Linked DNA regions of Homo sapiens: region 1 is linked to region 2. A link is a loop called in an ENCODE intact Hi-C map of the cell type or tissue named here. Cell type or tissue: PC-9. All regions are shown on one strand. Each heading gives the region's core, and the rest is flanking DNA. Links, peaks and the distances in the headings are about the cores only.

Region 1 (6,887 bases), core at 1,011-6,010, 53 kb after region 2:
TTTATCTTACATAAAATGTAGCATGCTACATATGTTCTTTTTATTATTTTTTAAATGTGGTACAATGCATAACAAAAGGTATCATTTTAATTATTTTTAAGTATACAGTTCTGTGGCATTAACTACATTCACATTGTTTGCAACCATCGCCACCATCCATTTTCAGAACCTTTTCATCATTCCAAATTGAAACGCTGTACTCATTAAACAATAGCGCCCCATCCCTCCCTTCTCCCCAGCCCCTGACAAACACCATTCTATGTTCTGTCTCCAAGAATTTGCTTATTCTAGGTACCTCATATGCGCGTAATCATACAATATGTGTCCTTTTGTGTCTGGCTTATGTCAATTACCATAATGTCCTTAAGCTACCGCCATGTTGCGGCATCTGTCATAATGCTGTTTCCTTTTAAAGCTGAATAATTTATAACCTCTTTTGCACTTACCTTTTAAATTTTTTTAAAATAACATCTCCTGGAGAGCATTCTATATCAGTTCATTAAAAAATAAAAAGTCTGCATGTTTTTTACAGCCGCAGAATACCCAACTGCAGTAGATAGCCCAGTTTATTCAACTGCTCTCCCATACTTGAATATTTAGGCAGTTTCTAATATCTTGCAATCACAAATCATGCTGCAATGCATAATCTGTGCAGATGTATTTTTTGTACGATTAGATGCATGTCTTTAGGATGAATTCCTAGAAGTGGCATTTCTAGGCCAAAACATAAATTCATACGTAGTTCTACTAGATATTGCCAATCACTCTTTCTCTGGAGTTAAGTAGTTTACATTCTTGATACCAGTGTTGGAGAGTTTTTTTTTTTTTTTTCCCTCCTGACAGCCTTGTCAAAAGAGTCTATTGTCAAGCTTTTGGCTTTTTGTCAATCTGATGGGTAGACTATATCTCAGAATAATTTTTATTTTAATTTTTCCTAGTATGTGTGAAGTTAAACACTTTACATATATTTAAGAGATATTTTTATAACTTTTTGAGTTGTCCAGTCATCATTTTTGCGAAATTTTCTGTAGCATTTTACATTTTTTTCTCATTATTTAAGATGTCTTTATGATTCTGGAGTTTGTAATATATATCATCAATATTTTTTCCTGTTTATTATTTGTCTTTTTATGTTCCTCATAATGGATTATTTTTGCCATGAAAGTAAAATATATATATATAGAGAGAGAGTCAAGTTTTTAATTTTTCAGTTACATGTGGAACTTGGTCATAGTTGAAAAAATTTTACCTAGACCCAGATGATATAGGAATTCACCCTTTTTTTCTTTCCATTTCAGTCTAATCCATTTGGAGGATCATCTAGTGCATGGTGTAAGGAATGCATAAAATTATAACTCTTTGAACAAATAACTATAATTTATTCCAACACCATTTATTAAAAAGTCTCTATTTTGCCCCCTTGAATTGAATACTGTGGTAACCATATACTAGATGTTTATATGCAGTTATGGCTATTTTGAGACTCCCTGTCCTGTCCCATTGATCAGGTTGTTTCTGCACCAGATCCTCACTGCCCCCTTTGATTTAGTACCTGGCATGACTAGTTCCCTTCCAGACTTGCATTTCGGACTTTCCTGGTTATTCTGGTTTATTTCTTTTGCTATATAAATTTTAATATCAGCTTGTATAGCTCCAAGAAAATGTTCATTACAATTTTTATTGAGGTGGCATTAAAGTTATACATTAAGTCAGAGAGAATTGAAATATCAGTGATGTAAAGATGCCCTATCTAGAACAAGGAAGAACATAGCTATTCAAACCTCCTCTTATCTTCAGGAGAGTTTTATACTTTTCTGCTTGTTGGCTTCAAACATTTCTGGTGTATTTATCCTTAAATGTATTGTTTGTTTCTTGTTGCCGTAATAAATGAGATCCATGGATTCATTTTATCTTCTAACTGGTGAATATTTGTGTCTACAAATGCTATTGATTTTTGTATGTTAATGTTGTACATTGCTGTCTTGCTGAAATCCTGTAGTGTTTTTGTTAGTTTTATCATTGATCCTCTAGATGTATGATCAGGTTCTCTGCTTATGGAGTTTTATATCTTCATCTCAGTCTTTATGTCCAAATTGTTTCCTTTTGTCTAATTGCCCTAACTAGTTCCTCAAGAACATTGTGAAATAATAGTGAAATTTGTTCATATTCTTGCTTTGTTAATGATCTTGGTGGAGGTCCTTCTAGGGTCCCCTCATTATGTAAACTATTGGCTTTTAATATTAAAGTCTATGGCTGGGCGCGGTGGCTCATGTTTGTAATCACAGCACTTCGGTAGGCCAAGGCAGGTGGATCACGAGGTCAGGAGTTCAAGACCAGCCAGGCCAACATGGTGAAACCCTGTCTCTACTAAAAATAAAAAAATTAGTCAGGTGTGGTGGTGCGCACCTGTAGTCCCAGCTACTTGGGAGGCTGAGGCAGGAGAATCGCTTGAACCCGGGAGGCAGAGATTGCAGTGAGCCAAGATCACACCACTGCACTCCAGCCTGCATGACAGAGCGAGACTCTGTCTCAAAAAAAAAAAAAAATTAAAGTCTATACCCACCATTTTTATTTTCTCAACATTTTTTTGGTCAATGATGTGTGTTTTTCAGCATTTATTAAGATAACCATTCTCTCTTTCTTCTCTTCCCACACCCACCCTTCCATCAGCCTGTCCGTCAGTTTCACACCTTCCAGGGGTTGAATAAGAGAGAAAAGAGGGAGGGGACAGTAAAGATCCTAGAGGCATCACTAACTTCCCAAGCTGGCTTTACTCTCTGGCCTTAGTAGAGGCTGCTGCTTTCTCTTATGGGTACTTTCACATATTTCTCAATGGTTCCCTGCTGGACCCCAGTGATAATTCCTCTGGTTCAGGAATAATTTGCTTTTACTGCCCCCAATTCCTTGCCTGCTTCTATTCATCCTGCCAACCACCCCACATAGATGCTCGCTCACAAAGGCTCCAGCTTGGTTTTCCATGCTGCATGTGTAGGGTGACATCCATTCCAGTTTTCCCAAAACTGTCTCAGGCAATTTCTGGTGTCTTGGCATAATTATTAATATTCTCCTGTTCACTTTCAAAAGTCTCCCTATTTGGGCAATAAGAGACCTAGCTTCCTTAGAACTGGGCACACCTGGAGTACAGGTACACATGGCCTTCTTAGTTTTGGGGCACTCTGAGCACCCAGGTCTCTCCTCACAGAGCAGCCCCCAGACAGCTCTGCCACCAGACAGGTAACGAGGCCTCCTTAAGACCTGCATATCTCTGGGGCAGGGATCATATCACAATCCATGGTGTCTTCCTGTTTCGAGCTCTTCAAGGGTCCATCAAGCAGTAAATAAAGCAAGTAGCATCTCCCCTTTCTCCCCACTTTAGGAACTACAGAGCTCATCGAGGAGTTGTTTGTTTTTTTCTTTACAATCTCCTCCATTTTTTTACAATGGCATCTGGATATTGGCCCCTAGGTTGTGTCCATCTTCACAGCAGCCTGGGACACATTAGCATTTAAAAGCATACCAGAGCCAGATTCAAATTTTTACGCATCCAACTGTTTCCAACATAGCTGGTATTTAACCATTTAGAACTGTCCTGCTTTGTATACGTTGCAAACTGCATCCAACATCTGCTAGTCATAGATAACGACAAACTTAGGAGCTCTAAAGCCCACCAGATGGCTCTTGCCCTTTGGAGGTCTCTGACCCAGAGACTCCCTACTGGGCTGCAGGACAACATCACCTGGACAGGTGAGTCTCACCTAACCCAGGAGTTCCCTTCTCCTCCTTTTTATCTGGGTGATGGGCCACACACCACAGCCTCTGGACCAGCTGGTGCTGTGAGGGACCTCCTCTGTCTGTAGCTATGCTAGAGTTCAGTGGATAACCACGGGTGCGCTCCTGCCACCTGGTGGTAATATCTCCTCTCTTTTGAAACCCATGATTTCCCCATCTGCTCCCTCCTCCTGACATTTTTTATGTTTTTAAAAAGGTTGAAGAGCATTAGGCATTATTGAACAAATTTTCAGACATTCCTTTGAAAATCTGCATTTTGGTCTGTTACTTTATTTTGAAAATCCTGATGTTTGGCCAAAACTTCCTGCTCCACCTGTGTTGAGCATCTTCTATAGAGCGTATTGCAACATCACAAGTGCATTTATTAGCTGGAATGAATACTTAATCCGTGGGTGAGGTGTTACCCTGGGATCTCATTTAATACTAACAACAAGGAAATCTATGAACATGTACTTAGGCTCTAAAAGTGTTAAAGGAAAATAAGTAAATCCTGAAAGCAGGCTGAGACTCCTGGGGATTTTTACCATCACTCATTGACAGCTAAAGATTTGATAGTGATGTGAAAGGAAGAATGGTTTGATTTTACAAATGTCTGCTTGTAGCTTTTCTGTTTTCTTTGTTGTATCTTGGTAACTTTCATCCCTCATGAGGCATAGTTATTACAGGGAACATCTTATGTATGCAACAAAACCCTTTGCACCATATACTTTAGAGTTATTCTAAGAGGTTTTCAAGGGCAATTTTACTACACGCCGTATTCCACTTGTATTCTGAATTTAGAAAACTTGTGTAAGGTACAAGAGTAGGAAACATGCCAGAAAAGAGAAAAAAGAAAGTAAAATGTTACACCTGTGCCCAGAAGACTTAAGTGCTGAGAGGGGAGCTGGGCTGTCATTGAAGTTTTGTTCTAATCCCAGTCTAAAATGACTCATTGTGGTTGGCACACATGAAGATGCCAGTGTACTGAGAGGTAAGGAGCAAAGGGGAAGATGGTGATACAAGATGAAAGAACAAGTCAGCTCATGCCCCGAGGCTGGTGTTTGAATTTTGTTCTAATCAAAAGGAGAAGGCTCTGGAGGGTTTCAAGCGGAGGAGAGATGATGCTTGATTTATTTTTCTAAGTGATCCCTCCAGCAACTCCACGGAGAATGTATTGTGGGACTTAAATATCAGTGATCAGATGGATGTATTGAAAACCATGGAAGGGCCAGGGGTAGTGGCTCACACCTGTAATTCCAGCACTTTGGGATGCCGAGGCAGGTGGATCATGGGGTCAGGAGATCCAGACCATTCTGGCTAACATGGTGAAACCCTGTCTCTGCTAAACATACAAAAACTAGCTGGGCTTGGGGGCAGGTGCCTGTAGTCCCAGTTACTTGGGAGGCTGAGGCAGGAGAATGGCGTGAACCCAGAAGGCAGAGCTTGCAGTGAGCTAAGATCACGCCACTGCACTCCAGCCTGGGTGACAGAGCGAGACGCCATTTCAAAAACAAAACAAAAAAAAAAAAAAACATGGAAGACAGTTGAGAGATGTGGACTCAAGTCAAGTCAAGATAAGGGTTTCTTTCTAAGCTTTGCCTTCCGTTCCCCTTCTTAACCTGTGGACAGCCAGGCACTGCCGTGATGAATGTGAATTTTAAGCACTAATGTTCTAATGAAATACATACACTAATCAGCACTGTAGAATTGAAGATCAGGTCTTCAGGTAGAAGTAATTGAAGGCTGCATTCAACCCCCAAGCTATCGATCTGACTGCCAGGCAAACTACACTATCAGATTGAAAGAAATATCCAGAAGCTAATTGCTGGAGTCGTGAATCTCTACACAGTTATTAGACTCACAATGAAACCTCATGAGAAAAAATATATTAATGTGGCTCCAAAAAAGTTGCCTGGTTTCTATTTACTTTTCATTGTTCAAATAAAAGACTGTCTCTGAAATGAAGAAACTGAAATAAATGTGTTGACTTAGCCCTGGCTGCCCATCTACTACACTATCACACACACAAATGCAACATGAGCATAAAAGGATCCTGGAAACAGCATAGAAAAAACTCAGCAATGCCAAAGTCTCAGTAACATACCCCAATCCCCAGAGATACCTCAGCATGGGAAAAGACACAGAAAAGAAGGCAATGTTTATTGTTAAGCAAGTGCTGCAATTGAGTCCCAGAAATTCAGACATTTCTCCAAACTTCCTGGAAATTCCTGCTATAAACAGTTCTTTTAGGATAGCAGGCCTGCAATCTCAGTTTCCTACTCTCAGAACTTTTCCTTCCAGTATGTTCTTGTTTCATTTACTCATGCAGCAGCGTAGACAGAATTTTTCCCCCTTTGAACTTGAGCCCCTTGGACCATGCCTTTCAGAGAGCAAAGCCTGTATCTCCTATTCACAGCATGCTATTTTAATGTGTCTGGCATTTCACATTACGGCGTCTTGTTAATGTTTTTCTGGATGTGTTCTTCTAGGTGTGGCTGTCACCTGCTAAATAGTTTGAAAGCTATTAGCAGAAAGAAAGAATATGCAATTCTAACAGGTGCACAAGTGGTGAGCCTGGGGTTTAAATGTATTAGAGTTAGAATCTCATGCTGTTCGTGAAGCACATTTGCGCTTTCTCAGGCAATGTATATTGGTGGCTGGCTGGCAAATTGGAAGTTGGATAAGGGTATTTAGAACAAAACATGTGATAGTTAAGCTGTCTCTGAAATTCAACCTGTGAAAATATCCACTGGGGGCCATTAGAATTTCTAAATTGGGAAAATGTGGCAGTGTAATTGCATGGAAGCTTTGAATTAGGTGAATTCTGAGACGATCCCAAAGGTAAAAGTGCTGCTACAGTGATGATCAGGAGACTCAAAACAGTGTTTTCTCCCTAAGCAAAAATCCTGTTATTGGGACCGAGGGGTATATCAAAATATTAAAAAATTCATTTAGATATGTTAACATAGATATTAAAAAAAATTCATTTAGACATGTTAACATAGATATGAGTTGTATTTGCTTACTATGTAGATAGATAAGATTCTTTCCATAGGTTTGCTAAGATCACTCAGTAATAAAGAATTATCTGATTTTATAAAATGTATAGTTTTCATACA
Region 2 (6,887 bases), core at 1,297-6,296:
TACCTCGGATAGCCGGTCCCCGCCGGCGGGCCGCCCCGCCCCGCGCTGGGACCAGGGTCCGGTGCGGAGTGCCCTTTGTCCTGGGAAACGGGGCGCGGCCGGAAAGGCGGCCGCCCTCTCGCCCGTCACGCAACGCACGTTCGTGGGGAACCTGGCGCTAAACCATTCGTAGACGACTTGCTTCTGGGTCGGGGTTTCGTACGTAGCAGAGCAGCTCCCTCGCTGCGATCTATTGAAAGTCAGATCTCCACACAAGGGTTTGTAAAAAAATAATAATAATAATAAAAATAAAAAATAAAAAATAAAAAAACCATCAGATCCCCATGGCTGACAGATGCTTTAAAGGTAGTGACCCCATCCCTCCAGGCTCAGCTGCTTCCTCCACTTTCTCCTCCTCCAGGAAGCCTTCCCTGACCACAGCAGACCATGATGGTCTTTCCCTTCTCTCACTTCCACGCTCTGACCCCACAGTTGGGGTAAGCACCAGTTTATCCCAAAGCTAAGGAGCTCCGGGGCCTCTACGGAAAATAGAAAAGTTTCTTAACGTTACCCTAATAAGTTGTAACAAATGTAGTGGCTAAAAACAATATAAATTTATTATATGACAGTTCTTTTTTTTTTTTCTTGATATAGAGTCTCACTCTGTTACCCAAACTGGAGTGCAATGGCACGATCTCGGTTCACTGAAACCTCCGCCTCCCAGATTCAAGCAATTCTCCCACCTCAGCCTCCCGAGTAGCTGGGATTACAGACACCTGCCATCATACCTGGCTAATTTTTGTATTTTTGTAGAGACGGGGTTTCACCATGTTGGCCAGGCTGGTCTTGAACTCCTGACCTCAAGTGATCTGTCCGCCTTGGCCTCTCAAAGTGCTGGGATTACAGGTGTGAGCCATCGCGCCTGGCCAATATTACAGTTCTGAAAGTCAAAATGGTAACATGGTAATCTAGTAAGCTCAAAACGTTACTCGTGTTGGCTATGTTTTGTGTGTTACAAAGCATTGCCAGTATCTTTTTTTTTTAATCCTCAGATGGTCACTTCTTTATCCAGAGGGATGGCCTGTATAAAGGGATGGTCAGATCCCTGTATCTTTTTTGACTAAATTGCATTAATAGTTGACAATGTCCTTGCTTTCAATCATAACAAGATATACAGGTTCATTTTGTACCTTTTCAGACCAATATTTGGAATCAGCCATTTCCTTTTGGGGCTCTGGTTCTCTTTACTGGTCAATAGCATTTAGAGATCACAGTCTGGGTCCTGGGAGTAGCCATCTCTTCCTTAGTGCACCAATGTCTTGATTACTATCAATTAATAGTAAGTCTTAAAATTGGGTATGGCTTCTTCCAACTACTTTTTTGATTTTCGACATTGTTTTGGTCTTCTAATTCATTTTGTTTTCCATATATATTATAGAATTAGCATATCTATAACTATAAAAATCCTGGTGGGATTTTAAGTAGTATTGCATTAAATTTAAAGATCCATTTGGGGAAAAGTAACATCTTTACTATGTTGACATGAATTAGTTCTCATTTTATGTAGGTAGTCACTGATTCTGTTATCAGCATTTGTAATTTCCAACATACCAACCTTTACATGTCTTGTTAAATCTATATCAATGTATTTCACTTTAGGGGAGCTATTCTACATAGCAGTGGGGTGTGTGTGTGTTTTAATTTGAGTTTCTAATTATACACTGGTAAGATATAGAAATTTGGTAGATTTGGGGGTTAACCTTGTATTCTGAGACCTTGCTAAATTCACGCATTAATTCTAGAAGGTTTTTGGAGATTACTTAGGATTTTCAGGCTTCTCATTAACCTCAGGAGGCTGCTCCACAATGACATTGCTTGTCCTGACCTCTGAGCCAGACTTACTAGGCATTGCCTTTCCGGAAGATTGTTGGCTGTCATGGCAAAGAGAGACAAACGAGTAAGATGAAGCATGCAGGCCTCTAATATCTTACACCTGGAAGTGACCCACATGATTTCTGCTCACATTTAATTGGCCAAAACAAGACACATGACCACTTCTCAGTCAATAATTTTGTGAAGTGCTCTCTTACGTGTATGCCTGGAGAGAGACAGAAAACAACATATTTTCCAAGCACCCTAGTATGGTACAACAGAAGATGTTCAAATCTGTTAGGATTCCTTTCTGTAACATGGGCCAATCCTGGGAAATTAAAGGCCTTCGTGCTCTGGTTTTCTGTGAGGTGCAGAGAATATCTTAATATTGCATCTTTAATTGACTGAAATGGTAGAAGTGTGTGTTTTAAGGTAGTGGTTGTCAAACTTGCAGAGCTTTGTAAAAAAAAAAAATGAACTCCCCAGGTGACTACTGCTAGATCTTCAGACCTCTAAATCTGGGATAGGACTCAGGAATCTTTGTTTTAGAAAGCTCCTTAAGTGTTTTCATTATTAGAGCTGGGAACCACTCCATGAGGGATAGAAAGAGACCTGGGCCCCAGGTGGTAATGAAGTGAGCTGACCTGCTTGCCAGACCCCAGTGACTTCCTCTTCAGGAGAAGCCCTGTCTCTTCCTGTAGGTGACTCTCAGGCTGTCTCAGGGTCTCTCCCTGTTCCCCTCACTAACAGCAGCATTGGGGTAAACAGAAGAGGTGGATGTTTGCAGGATTCCAATGCCAGGAAACATTTTCTGCCGGATGTCTGTATCTCAATATTTCCCTCAGACACAAGCACATTGAAGTAAAGGGCATACAAAACCTCTTCAAAATTATGGTATGTTAAGGCAGAAAGAGACTAAAAGGTAGATTCATAACTATCTGCCTTCCTTTTTTTGCAGCTACCTTGATGCTGAACATCCCCTGAAGCAACAGGACTGCATGAGCTTGGTGTGGCTGAGCCCATGTCCTAATGAACATCCAGAAAAGAAAGACACTCAGAAAGCCAGGAAAATGGAAGAATTTTTTTTTTCAGCCAGCCAGGCACCTGACAGTAATCAAAATCTGTAAAGAACAGGATGTGGAGCCTCCTCTGCTTGTTCAGCACGAACATTTTGTGGTGGGTGCTGCAAAGATGACTCAGACACAGTCTCCACCCCAGGTCACTCATAGTCTAGTGCAGTACACCAAAGCTGTGAAAGCTAAAGGGCAGACCATTGGCCCATCCAGGGAGAGTGGTAGAAGAGGGAGCATTTATTTGAATAGCTGTGATGCTACCAGTCTGAAAAAAGGGGAAGGTATCTTGAGAATAAGAAGCAAGTTTTCAAAACACAGAGGCAGAATGGATAGAATGGGGTGAACACAGTAAGGTGCAGAGTGTGTGATGAGCGTACTTGTCAGGTCTCAGATGAAAGTGACCAAGACCTAGCTCCACTGTGATGAAGCCTGTAAAGAAAGACATACATGAACACACAAATAAGGCAATGCATTTTCTTACGCAGCTGAAAGGTACAAGAGAGGACCAGGTTATCAAAAATGTCTTCAGGTAATGGAATTTTCATATTTGGTTCTATTTTATTCTGTAATTTTCAGGTAGATGCTTCCCAAATAACACAAGATAAACACCGGCAGCTCCAAGCTATTCATCTATCAGCAGAGAAAACTGATGGAAGGAAGGACAACTTCCCTCAGTATTCTCAGCAAAGCCCCAGGAACAGATCTCATTGGCCATCAGGCCTGCCCTTTAAATACTCTCTAAGAGGTGTGACGCCCTGATTGGTCAGGCCTGGGTTAGGTGACTTCCCTGCATCCTGAGGTTGAAGTCAGCCCCATATGAAGGAGATGCATGGAGCTGCAGGGATGGAGGGTGACAAGGGAGAAGGTGAATCTACAAAAAAAAAAAAAAAAAAAAAATCAAGTGCTAATTTCAAAAGGGGGATTAATTGTGGTAAGAGAGAGAATAGAAACAAAACAAAAACAGCAAGTCACAGTTGCCTACTGCAAGCAGGCAGTCACTAAGTAGTTTTTTGCTATCTTGTGTTTATATGCAATGAAATTTTTCCCAATGTGAGGCATTGAGTCAGATAGAAATCTGCAGAAATGCGTGTTCTAGAGAGAAAAAGTAGGATGAATGCAGGGCAGGTAAATAGTTCTGCACAGTGCATGTGTGTTTGTTTTCATTTTGTTTTATTTTACTCTGCTTTGTTTTCTCTGTAATGAAAATAAAATGTTGAAGCATTCACAGAAACAATGATGCCTTCTTGGAGGAGAACACTAGCTGGCTCAGAAAACTGTTTCATTACCCACCCATTGTTTACAACATTGTAAGTGTAGAAGAGGTGCAGAAAATATAAGGGTGCCCTTAAAATACCATTTGAAAGATTTTGTAATGTTTATAAATGGTATACCAATGTTTCACTGCTGAGGACTCAACTCCACATTTTAAGAGAAAAAAAAGTGATAAATACTGGGTGTCTTGGCCCATTGGTTTGTTTATCTGTTTGTGGAAAGGCTGATATAACCACCCAACCTGTTCTTCCTGCCTGCTGCACAAACAAAATCAATTCACAGCACAGCATTGCAGCAAAGAAAATGTAATTGACATGAGGCCAGCCATGCCACATGGGAGAGAGTTATTACTTAAATCAATCTCATCAAAGGCTGGTAGACTGGGGGTTTTTCAAAGCTCATTTTGAGGCAGGAAAATAGGGTCTGGAGGCAGGGAGCATAAGGCTGATTCACACTTCAGCTATAACAGGAAATATCCTCTCCGTAGGGTGTATGCGGTAAATGACTTTGTAACTTTACTTCCTCCTCCCCATTTATATAGGGTGTACCCAAAGCAACCAATGGAACAAAGAATTGGACAAAACGCACAAACAAAGCAAGAAGGAATGAAGGGTTTTATTGAAAATGAAAGTACACTCCACAGTGTGGGAGTGGGCCTGAGCAGAGGGGCTCAAAGGCCCCATTGTAGAATTTTGGGGAGTTTAAATATCCCCAAGAACCTGAACAACCTCTGCCGTTAACATATTTTGGTGACCCGGGAAGGAGGAAGAGGTAAGCCCAAAATTTGGGATTTATTCTTCTCCTTTCTCCTTTTCTTTTCTGCTCCATACAGGGGAATCTCTTTCTCTCTCCTTTCCTTTCCAACCCGGGACCCTTGGTGGGCAGCGTCTAAACATGGAAGCAACTTCAAATTTCTGGCCATGGTCAGTGAAACTAAGGGGTTTCCATGTGGAGAAGCCTGACCCCCACCACCCGGTTCACTTAAGGAATGTGGATCTCTTTCATTTTTTTTCCACTTTCATTTTCAGTCTTTCAATGGCTGTCTCCTAGTACTTCCTTGGAAATTGAGGGCAATTGGCTGGGGTCACTCCCTGGTATTGCCCGAAGGCCTAAGAATGAATGGGAATAATTGGCCTGCCCCGAAGGGGGAAGGCTCTTTTTAATGTATTTTCGGTGTGTGGTCCCTGATCCCTATATGTGGCACAGCTCAGAGCAAACCCGCACATGTTTCAGGTGACTTAAACCTTCTTTTCCTATGCTAAATTCTTCCCTTCCCCTATTCAACTGGCTAAGGGTGAAGGAAACCCACCCAGCCTCCAGTTCCTATCATTAAAGTTCATGGAATGAGAAGCATGGAAAAGCGTCTCTAATTATAAGGCCTTATCAAATTATAAGGATGCTAAAATTTGGGGATTACACCCAGGTACCAAAGGAAAGCTCATAGTAGGCTCTGGAGGGAATGCTTGCAAAGTGGCACCAGTGCCCACCTAAGGCCAGAGACCTCTGGAGCGCTAAGATTAGACCCCACAAGTGGACACTCCTGGGGATCCTCCAGACCTCAAACTCTCCAAAGAGGATGCTCCTGGCAGAGGTTCTGAGATCTAGTAATAAGACCTCTTTGGAATTTTCTCTCACAGTTGCAATGCTGCTTGGCCCCAAAATTGCTTAGAATCTGAAGTTTGCTGTCGAATTGGAAAGTGGGATGGCATTGCATGTATTCAGGCTTTTGTGCTGCTGTTCTAAGCAGGGAGCCTGGTTAACGTGTGACGCCCTCCTTTGGTACTGTTTGGCCCCAGTGCTCCTTGGAGTCTGGGGAGGTTTAGCCTTTAAAAATCAAACTGCCATGGAGACTGATTTACCCAAAATTTTGGTTCTCAGCCTTCCTTGGATTATCTATTGGGGCAAAGTAAAACTGGCAAGCTTGTATTGCTATCTCACGGCCAAGGTTCCAAGCTATTGGATCTTCGTTTATGTGTGTGTATACATGTCTAGATGTGATTATTTGTATATACACTTATTGTTATATATTGTGTCTTCCAAATTGGTTATAAGTAAAAGAATGCTCATAAATTAAGTAAATAAGTCTGAGCAATTTTCAAGTTCACATGACTTAAGTATAACTTTATTAAACAAACTGGCTTTACAATTATTGGTGGAATAAAAAGAGAAATGCCATCAGAATTGTCAGCATACATTTTGTCTGAATTTTATGTTTGTCTTTGCTAGATATTTAAAAATGTTAGTGTTAGTCCAAGCTGGGAGCTGCTAGGGGCGAGCCTGCCTCCCATTCTATTCAAAGTGTCACTGAGATAAATGCATATATGATTGCTTTCTTTGGAAAGGCTAATCAGAAAGTCAAAGGAATGCAACCATTTGTCTCCCACCCATGATCTGAAAGCCCCAAGCCCCCTCCTCTCCTTGAGTTGTCCCACCTTTCTGGGCCAAACCAACGTTCATTTGACATATGTTGATTGACATCTCCCTTGTTAAAAATAAAAAATTGAGTACAGTGAAGAGGATAATTATTTTAAGTAAACTTTTTGTGTAAATTAAAATCTTAAAGTTATTTTTAATGCTCATTTGATATCTGGGTCATTTCCAATTAAAAATGGGTAGTAATATGGAGAAGCATGTTGCTAAAATTGTGGAATTATTCCTGTCTATAAATGCCCATATCTAATAGTTCAGGGT

Evidence for each region. A loop is a pair of places that touch in the nucleus more often than their neighbours do. Peaks named below come from ENCODE experiments on the same cell type or tissue, not always from the same donor. Only the 100,000 strongest peaks of a DNase experiment are listed, where the experiment ranks them.
Region 1: a loop joins it to region 2, with 2.8 times the contacts of the local background. A loop is called at or near these places in 4 of 110 quality-filtered maps.

Annotation. Positions count from the first base shown.
Region 1 is chr12:127,105,806-127,112,692 of GRCh38, reverse strand. The region is part of intron 1 of LOC107984449; the gene reads right to left. Among named protein-coding and RNA genes, the nearest start is that of LINC02405, 49 kb to the right of the region's middle. In PC-9, for the core only: CTCF peaks have their summits at 3,685 (motif pointing right) and 3,886 (motif pointing left); DNase peaks (open chromatin) are centred at 3,852 and 4,742.
Region 2 is chr12:127,159,284-127,166,170 of GRCh38, reverse strand. It overlaps LOC105370062 (a long non-coding RNA gene), which reads left to right. Exons shown (of 4, transcript XR_945515.4): 2 at 2,810-3,453; 3 at 4,738-4,967. Among named protein-coding and RNA genes, the nearest start is that of LINC02405, 100 kb to the right of the region's middle. In PC-9, for the core only: no CTCF peak of the experiment used is centred there; no DNase peak of the experiment used is centred there; H3K27ac peaks cover 1,060 bases.